Linked DNA regions of Mus musculus: region 1 is linked to region 2. A link is a loop called in an ENCODE intact Hi-C map of the cell type or tissue named here. Cell type or tissue: heart. All regions are shown on one strand.

What was found. Peaks named below come from ENCODE experiments on the same cell type or tissue, not always from the same donor. Only the 100,000 strongest peaks of a DNase experiment are listed, where the experiment ranks them.
Region 1: it touches region 2 in a loop (6-fold over the local background); 2 of 42 quality-filtered maps call a loop at or near these places.

Annotation. Positions count from the first base shown.
Region 1 is chr7:44,686,257-44,691,256 of GRCm38, forward strand. No RefSeq gene overlaps it. Among named protein-coding and RNA genes, the nearest start is that of Myh14, 18 kb to the left of the region's middle. In heart, a CTCF peak has its summit at 2,831 (motif pointing left); no DNase peak of the experiment used is centred here; H3K27me3 peaks cover 51 bases.
Region 2 is chr7:46,132,097-46,137,096 of GRCm38, forward strand. Abcc8 (ATP-binding cassette, sub-family C (CFTR/MRP), member 8) reads right to left here. Exons shown (of 39, transcript NM_011510.3): 13 at 4,768-4,873; 14 at 4,512-4,628; 15 at 4,066-4,141; 16 at 3,385-3,490. Among named protein-coding and RNA genes, the nearest start is that of Gm51481, 30 kb to the left of the region's middle. In heart, a CTCF peak has its summit at 1,965; no DNase peak of the experiment used is centred here; H3K4me3 peaks cover 734 bases; H3K27ac peaks cover 1,222 bases.

The sequences.
Region 1 (5,000 bases), 1.4 Mb before region 2:
CCACAGAGGCATTAACCATTTGAGCCCTGGGCCTGGGCCCCAGCCATCCCTAGGACAATCTCTCTGAAGCGCTGGCTCCTGTTGAGATAGGAGCCTGGCCATTCTTCTCAAGGCCATCTTGGCAGTCAGCGGGGTGGACGCAAGGGCACTGTGCTCTAGGCCTGCACTTCCCCACCCAGCCCGCTAACCAAGTATCCCTGCTCCTGTCTTCTCCTCCCCATTGCCTCACAAGTTCAAGACTCTCCCAGCTGGTTTCAGCCTCCAGTTCATCTCTCCTGCCCTGCCTCTATTCCCAGGTCTTTCTATGCCCAGGACTGATCCTGCCTCCTGGATCCAACTCCTGTGGCTCCCCAGGACCCAGCACTGCTCTGGCTCTGCCTCCTGGTTCTGGGAACATAGTTATCTCTGCAGAAGCAGATGACTTCGCCAGATCCTTTCTCCTCCCTCCAACCTTCAGCATCCACCTGTACCCAGCCTTCTAAGAAGCCCCCACCCCCACCCCCCACCATGACTCTTCTGAATGTCTGCACCAAGGTGTGGGTCACACACCAGCCTGTCTGCTGTTAGTTCCTGACACCTGCCAGGCTTCCTTTTGGAAGCGTGACCTCCCAGATGACTTCACTTGTGTGGCCCTAGCTGGTCTGGAACTGTCTGCGTAGACCAGGCTGACCGTAAATCCACAGAGACCCACCTGCCTCTGCCTACTAAATGTTGGGGTTAAAGGTGTGCATCACCACCCGTGATGGGAAATTCTTAGTTGCTGGAGTCACCACATCCTAGAAGGGAACTGACACAAAGTGTGTACTTAGTTACGTGTAGCAGGGAAGTGAACGGCAGCACAAAAAGAGCCAACTAAGCATCATATTGGGATTCGAACTCATAGCCCTCTAGTGACTATGCTAACTTTTTTTTTTTAATGTATAAGTGCTGCCTACTGCTCAGGCCTCTCATGCCAGCACTTAGGTGTCTGAGGCAGAAGGATTGCTTTAAGTTTGAGGCCAGTCTGGGCAACATAAGGAGACCCTGTCTCAAAAATCCAAATATAAAAAAAATTAAATGTACATGTATGTGTGTGTGTGTGTGTTCAGGCAGGGAAGTGCATGTGCACGTGTGTGCCTGTTCATGGCGGAGGAGGGGAGGAAGAGGCCAAGCCTAGGGGTCTCTCTCAGAAGTTCTCAATTTTGGTTTTTGAGGCAGGGACACTAGTTCAACTAGGCTGACTACAGTAAGCCCTAGCTATCCCCTCCTGTCTCCGTTCATCAGCACTGGAATTACAGGTACACACTGCTGTGTCCTGCCTTTTTGTGAGTCCTAAGAATCTGACCCAGGTCTCTATGTGCCAGGCACTTAACCAACTGAGCTGTCTTCCCAGTCCTCAAAGTGTGCATTTCTGCCATGGTTGAGTTTGTCCCCTGTGTGTGCCAGGTACTTCTGTAGGCTGGGAATGCCACAGTGAGGTAGACAGTGTCAGCCTGTGTCAGGGAAACAGCGGATGGGTGGTGAGCGCTCAGCACACTATTAGGTGGTGGTGTCTTTTAAAGCATTGAGTTAGGGCTGGAGAGATGGCTCAGTGGGTAAGGCTGCTCACTGCCGACCCTAGTCCTGAGCGTCCACCCAGCAAAAGAGGACAAACTTGCAAGTTGCCCCCAGCCTGTTTTTTAATACACAAATGAATATATTTTAAATTTTATTTATTTTAAACATTTTTTCACATTTATTCCTTTCTATTCGTGGTGAAGAGGGCTTGGGGGAGGCACACAGACCACAAAGCACGTGGAGGTCAGAGGACGCCTGTGGAGCTGTCCTCTTCTACCACGCGGGATGGATCTGAGGACGGAACTCAGGTTTCTAGGATTGGCAGCGGGAGCCTTTACCCATGGAGCCATCTTGTCAGCCACAAAATAAATAAACACTTTAAAATTTTTTTTTAAGATTTATTTATTTATTATATGTAAGTACACTGTAGCTGTCTTCAGACACACCAGAAGAGGGCATCAGATCTTGTTACGGATGGTTGTGAGCCACCATGTGGTTGCTGGGATTTGAACTCCAGACCTTTGGAAGAGCAGTCAGGTACTCTTACCCACTGAGCCATCTCACCAGCCCACTATTTAAAAATTTTTAAACAGCCAATTTTTTTTCTATTTGTTTACTTACTAATTACTTACTTACTTATTGGCTTTCTGAGGCAGGGCTTCTCTGTGTAACAGCCCAGCTGTCATGGAACTCGCATTGTAGACCATACTGACTTCTAGCGCCCAGAGATAGATTCCCCCGGCCTCCTCTTCTCATGTGCTGAGATTTAAAATGTGTGCCACCAACAACCAGTCACAATTTGTGTGTGTGTGTGTGCATGCGTGTGTTTCACACAAATGTATACTGCTCACACCAGCAGCCAGCACCTGGTGGCTGAGGCATAAAGATTGCTGCCAGACATACAGGGCATATACTGAGGTAATGAACTATGAGAACCAGAAACCAAAGTACAGCCGAGATGGCTGTTTGAGGGTGTGGGTGTAGCTCACTTGGCAGCTTGCTTGCCTGGAGTGCAGGAGGCTCTGGGCTTCATCCCCAGCACCACATGAACAGAGCCGAGCGGTGCATGCCTCTCACCCCAGAGCTCAGCAGAAGGACCAGGGGTTTAAGGTCATCCTGGGCTACACAGAGATTCCGAGGCCAGCCTGGACCACATGAGAACTTGCCTAAAAATAAATGGAAGTATGAAGGACTACTGAGGGGGCTCAAGGATTTAAAAACACTGCTTGCTCTTGCAGAGCACCTGGGTTCAATTCCCAGCACCTACATGTTGGCTCACACCCATCTGGAACTGCAGTCCCAGGGGACCTGACGCCCTCTTCTGGCATCAGTGAGTACTGCATGCACATGGTGCATAGACATACCTACAGGCAAAGCACCCACACGCATAAAATAAAAATAAATAAATCTTCTAAAAAGCAATGGAACTTTGAAACCTCTAGGCCCTGCCACCTTTCCCCATAATCTGGTACCTTCAGACCCATTAAACCATCACCTCCTGCGTTTGCAGTTTCTCAACCCAAGGCTGTGATTATTCCATGAACATTGGTCATTAACTCCTAGTTACCAAGCGCTGTCCTTCAGACCACATATTCCCACAGCCCGAAGTGCTTGTTAAATGTGTCTTGAGAAAAAAACAAAACAAAACAGTTCATTATTTGCATCAATGAGCCGTGTATGGAAAACTGTAGCTGCAGAGGGGTGGCTGGGCCATATGGTCTGTTAGCAGGTGACTGAGCTGACGTCACGGAAATGAGACCTGCCGGAGCCAACAGCCTCCTGATGCCACCCACCAGTGCTGCAGCACCATCTGAAGTTTTAATAAAGTTTAAAATGTTTTACATTTATGTATTGGGAAAGGGCACACATGCCACACACGAGGAGGTCAGAGGACAATTTGACAGAGTATAGGGGATCAAACCTAGGTTGCTGTTGATGGCAAGCCCTTCACCCTCAGAATCTCATCACTGCTCATCAATAGCATTCTGTGGTTAGTAGGAATGCTGGGTAGGATCTTATTCGATCTGAAGTCAGTGGACACCACTGCGCACTATGTAGCCTAGCCTATACTGAAAGCTGGAGTTATCCTCCCGTCTCAGCCTAGCAAGGACTGTTTTCCTGAAGCAGACATGGGTGCAAGGCTATTTTGATACAGCAGACACGTGAAAGGACTTGTGCTGAAGGAGTATAAATGTGACCCCACAGACAGAAGTAGGAGACGAGCACTGAGCTTTGATTTGCTTTGCTCCGCCACTCTATTCTTTGCTAAAGACACACATGTATTGGTTCACCTTACGTAGTGTTGTTGAGCTCAACTTGTGGTAACACCGCCATTGAGAGAAACTCACCCAAGAAATGGTCACGAGTTTCCTGCAGCAGCTTACCACTTTCCTGGCCGCACCTTAGGCTGGTTGATAAGCCTGGCGGTTTCTTTAGGTTTGAACTACAAGCTGCCTGGTGTCTGCTTGCTGAAAGGACTGGACTATAGCTGCTGGTTCATGTCTGGTGTCTGCCTGCTTAGAGGACTGGTCTGCACCTCCTGAATCATATTTGGTGTTTGCTACAGGACTGAACTGCTGCCAAAGAAGATCAAGCTCTGGGTAGGGTGAACCCCAGAACCCTTCTAGTAACAGGGTGACACTGTGTGGTGTGTCTGTGTGTGTTACACAAACATACTCAGGTGTGTGCCCAAATATTCAGGGTCTTTCTCTACGGCTCTCCACCTTACTCCCTTGACACAAAAGGTCTTGCTAAACCAGAAGTTTGTTTTTATGGTCAGGCTGGCTGCCTAGTGAGATGCCAGAACCCACCTGCTTGTCCCTGTCCCCAGTACTGTAATCACATGCACAGCCATGCCTGGCTCTGGGGTGGAGTGCGGTGGGTAGATGCTGAGATTCGAACTTGGGTCCTCATGCTTGTACAAGTGTTCTTACCCACTAAGCCATCTCCCCAGCTTGCACAGTCTTCTGTCTGCTTCCACTGTGCCTCATCACCTCCACCTCCTCTGCATCCTCTCTGCTCCCTATCTCTGCCCTTGGCTACTATCTGGGGGTCTTCAGATGCCTCTGCTGCCACTGTCAGTGACACCGCGCCACCGTCACTGCTGTCTCCTCCCCAGATAAACCCACCCAATTAAAAGTTGGGAAGAAAAGACCGTTCAGAAAAACCTTTCTTGGGTCTAATGTTGCATGGGGCACCACAATGAGGTAGAGGTGTTCTCAGAAAGGCCAGCATGGTAGGCACACATCTGGGATCTCAGCACTCTCTAGCTAAAGACAAGAGAAGAACCCGTGAGTTCCAGACCAGTCAGATCTACATACCCAGATCCTGCCACAAAGGACGTGGTGCTGCTGGAGAACTAGGAAGGTGGCTCAGCAAAGTGTTTGCACCAGATCCCATATTTTAAAATGTGGATGTGGGAATGGTTAAGAACACTGGCTTCCCTTGCAAAGGACTCGGGTTGG
Region 2 (5,000 bases):
TTGTACCAACAAGCTCCATTTCCCCAGAGCAATCTCGATGCCGTACCTCCCTAATCTCCCAGTTTCCGGCCCTGCACACCCCTGGAACTCTTTCTGGTCTCCTGGCCACCAGGGTTTGGCTTTGGTAAGGAGACCCTGGCCTCTGGCTGTAGGCTTGCTGTAGGCGCTACCAGGAGGGGTCTCCAGGTTAAAGGCTATTTTGTTCTTGGCTCACTTTGCAAGGGCACCATCTCTCAGAAGACCCGAGGGCCAATGTCTTGGGTTCGGGGTTCCTCCCAGGAGCGAGAAGCATTTAACGTTCTTAGCTCCCATTCTTAGCTCGTTGCCTCGAGATAGGTGTCCAGATGGAGACAGGGCTACCTAGGGCTTTTCAGGACAAATGGAACCAACTCAGCCACATCAGTTTAGACTCTCTCAGAGTCAACTGACCTCTCCCCTGGTCCCGTCCCCTACTCCATCGTCCTTTATCAGAAGCAGGCCGTTCTACAGCCTTTCAGCTTCACGGTCTTTCTCATGCTGCTACGTTTAATCATGGCACGCTCCCTTCATCTGCCTCTCGCCACTGAATCCCACACACTCAGTAGTACTTCAGGCACCCGGAGCCATGCTCGTTGACATCAGCAAGCCTTTGCCTAGACAGTGACGTCATCTGGGTACCTTCCTCTTCCACTCCCTCCTTTTCCATTAGAGGAGCTCACACCCACCTGCAAGGAGCTTCTCAGAGTCCCCCCACACCCAGCCCCGGACCACAGAGCTCCTCCTTGTCCGGTGCTCTGGTGCTACTGATTTTCCTGCCCTCCCTTTTTGCTTTTGAGACAGGCTTGGCTGCCCGGAGACCTGATCTGTAAACCAGGCTGGCCTCGAGATCACAGAGCTCTGCCTGTCTCTGCCTCTGAGTGCTGGCACTAAAGGCATGTGCCACCACCATGCCCAGTAAGGAGCCAAGTCTTAACTATCATTGCATTCTGTGACTGGGCACAGGGTCTGGCGTCACAGATGGGGTCAATCAATATATCTTGGTGGAATTAATGTATTGGTATGGAGAAGCCAAGATTGAGCCAGGCATGTGCACTCACAGTCTAGGGATGGCTACAGGTTAACCTGGTATGCCTAGGGGGAGCTAGCCCATGGAGGAGAGCAAGATGGATTCTGAGGAACAAGAATCTTGGTGCCTCAGCCTTCCTCCTGGCTTCAAACAGGCCCATTGAGAAAGGTGGGTTTTGATGAGCGCAAAACCTGAGGATTCATGTAGTGGCTCTGTGAAGGGTGTGTGTGTGTGTGTGTGTGTGTGTGTGTGTGTGTGTGTGTGTATGTACCTGTGACATAGCAAAGAGGCTGCTAACTTTTGGGTCATCGGGTGAGAAGTTATTTCTTCCAGAAGCTCTCAGGTCCCTTTAGCTCACAGGTGCCCACTTGGCTGCAAATTCTACTTATGCCAGGATAAGAACGGTGTAACCTGCTTCACTTCGGTTTCTCGTCTGTTGAGTGGGGAGAACAGGGTGAGGGGACAAACGGAGACACTGAAGCGTCCTGGACAGCGCCTGGCATGTGAAAGGCACCCAGCTTTAGCCACCATGGAACGGCCCTTTGCATGCCCTTGGCTGGGGCAGGTTTTCTAAAGGGAGAGAGGCAACAGCTAGACCCCAGCACTGAAGCATCCTGAAGGAGAGGCCACCAGCTGAATCACTGGTATCTCATGTCATCTGCTACCTCTGGTGGTCAGAGGAGCTAGTGTGATAATGTGGGGGTGGGATATCGAGAAGGTGAAGAGAGGGAGGGGCAGCTCCGGGCTTGAACTCTGTAATCTCTTCTAGAAAAGGTTTACCCTGGTGAGAAACTGAACCCAGATTGCCTTCAACATGGAGTATAGAGACTAATATTCTAGGAATAGGACCCAGGGAGGTGGCCAACTCTAGTGTCCTGCTCCAACACTGACAGAAAGTGACGCTGCTGCCACGAAGTGGCTGGCTTTGGTGAGGTCACCCTTGCTAAGGGACCGGATAAGCACTGGCTGCTTTCTTCAGCTCACAGTTCACGGAGGCTTCTGAATTGTCCCAGACACATGGCTAAATGACGGGCTTCACCAGAGCCCCAGGGAGCTGTTATCAAAGCTAGCCGTGGCCTGAGCTCAAACCAGTTCTAGGTCCTCCCCAGAGAACTGCTGGGGAACCTTGCTGCAGGCAGGGCCATTCTGCTCCCACACCACAGGACCTATCAGGGAACCCAAAGGGCTCACCTGCTAGCCCATGGCCACAGCAGGGAGGGAGACTTGTTACTGCTGGAAAATACCATTCGGGGGCAGTTTGGAAAAAAGATACCGTGCAATTCTCTCTGCTCGGGTTTATCAAAACCTGTCACCGTCATTTCCGTAAAAAAGAGAAAACTAATTTCCTTAAAGAGAGAGAGAGAGAGAGAGAGAGAGAGAGAGAGAGAGAGAAAGACAAACCTGTAGGGCAAGCTGCCCCCCTGTTGAACTGGCTGCACCCCTCCCCCACCATCCTGACTAAGCGCTGTGAATTCCAGCTGGGGGGCTAGAGCACCTCTTTCCCTCCTCGATGGCAGAGCAGAGCCAGGCTTTGTGGGCGTGGCTGCGGCTGAGTGCAGGTTCTGCACTCCTCTCCACCCTCTTTATTTCTCAGGGTTCCCTCTCCTGCCTTTTAAAGATTCCATTTGCTATTCATCTCTCAGCAGCTAATTTCACCGCCCTTTAGAAGTAGGTGGGCATAAATAATAGATCCATGACAGACTCAGCCTAAGGTTCTGGCTCTTTAATTAAGAGAGTGATCTCTTTGGAAAGCAGTGTTTGCCTGGGTTACTTCTGGGCCCTACACACACACACACACACACACACACACACACACTGAATGGTTCCAGTCTGCTTTGCTGAAGAAAAACCTGAAACCAATGTTGATTAGGAGGAAATATAGCCCAGGAAATATGAGATACAGGGGAACGCCAGGGCCAAACAGTAGGAGTGGGTGGTAGGGGAATGGGGGGGGTGTATGGGGGACTTTTGGGATAGCATTGGAAATGTAAATGAGGAAAATACCTAATAAAAATATTAAAAAAGAAAACAAAAGAGTGAGAAGAACTAAGTTCGAATCTCTGCTCTGCCTCTTGCTAGTTGTGTGAATTAGGGCAAATATAGCTCGCATCTATAGGAAGAGAATTGGTAGTAATGCTCTGCTGGTATTCATTCATGCATGGAATTGTGCAAAGGACCGGACGCATCACACAGCAAGGGTTAAATGGACACGGATGATGATACGATAAGAAAGTCAATAGCATTTACTGAGTGTCTGCTCAAGGCACTTAGACGGTCAGTAAATGAGTGGTACACCCTCCACAGAGAGGCGTGGTTGGAGGGAGAGAAGCAGATGTTACCTGTTCCAGAAGACGGCCCCGGAGACCCTCTGCATCTCCCCCAGGGTGGCCAGAAGGAGCGAGGACTTGCCGCAGCCCACCTGCCCCACAATCATGGTCAGCTGGCCTACAGCAATGGAGAGCAGTAGATGGAATGGAAGCTGGATGGAGTCTGAACAACTCTCACCCAGAAGACTAGATGGACATGTACACTTAGCTCTGACTCTCCTCCCCACCCTCCTCCCCACCTGGAAACCCTGGGAAGCTCCATATTCCAGAGTTTTTCCTTCTGGAATTGACAGTGTTCTCTGGCTTCCCAGGTCCGTCCTCCACTCCCGACATCCTCTGCTTCACCCCAGTGCTCCTCCTGGTACTCCTTATAGTCCTCCCACAGTTCCAGCATAGCTCCCACCTATGACCCTCTGCCACCGGCCTGACCAGAACACGGCTGTGTTCAGACTCTCCATTTCCATAATCCTCCCAGAACACTCAAGTCTGACTGACACCTGTTAAGATGTCACTGGCAACAGAAGGTTTGACATCAAGGTGACCTCATCTTGGCTGTAGCCGGTTTCTGTTTAGAATTCAGACCTCAGAATACCCAGCTAGGCAACAGAGAGCAGGTGCTCAGCAAACATTGATTTGGCTTTTCCTCTCTTTTGGGACACGAGGGCACATCTGGAAGGGTGGGGTGAGCCCTACCTCGGGGGATACGGATGGTGATGTTGGACAGGGTGGGGATTCCATCAGGGGTCCAGGTGAAGAAGCCTCCGATGATCTTCATTGTCCATCCCCGGCATGGTGCAGAAGAGGAGAGAGAGGGAAGGACTTTCAGTATGGTGTGTCCCTGTCTCCCCTCCCCGATGAAGATCAGTGAATATCACTTCTAACTCTAGGAGTGCTCCCAGGGGCGGACAGTAGGGACTAAGTCCTGTCTGAGGCACCCTAGTGAGAGTGAGGAGGGAGTTCTCCTGCTGAGTGGGGTGGAAGTGCTATGCTTGGCTTCAGGAGTCCTCCAGGCAAGGGGGCCTTTGGATAGAGGACTCAGACCTCAGGTTCTTCAGGTTCTTGGTCTTGAAGGGGCTAAGCTTCTCTTGGAAGATGGCACTGAGGCTGGGGGTGTGGATACTGGCTTGAGGACTCCTCACCTGGACACAGAAGTTGTCAGCATCTCCATCCATGCTGGGGGTCAGCCTCTGCAGTGGGCCCAAGAGGTCCCGAACCTCTTCCCGGGCTGGGCGCTTGCGGTTCACAACCTTGAGGGGCTGTGGATGGTTAGGAGGTGAGGGCCTCTGGGCTGGGAGGACCCCTTCTGGGGGGAAATGTGAGGTTCCAGAGTGGGTGGGCACAAACTTCACGACGTAGGTGAAACTTGGGAGTACCAGGGGTAGGTTGGACACTTACCACCGCCTGGTACTTGCCCGCTTGGCCTTGGGGTGCAGGCTCTCGGGGGGCACACTGTTCCTCACGGATCTCTGCACTGGACAGGAACTCACTCAGCTTTTGCACACTGCAGAGGAAGCAAAGAAATGCCCTTCACCCCTGGGGGGCAGAGGATGGGGGGAGGAGGAGGAGGAGGCATGAGCTCAGAAAACAGTTCTCAGTGGGTACCTGGTCCTAAATGTTTCCTACAAAAG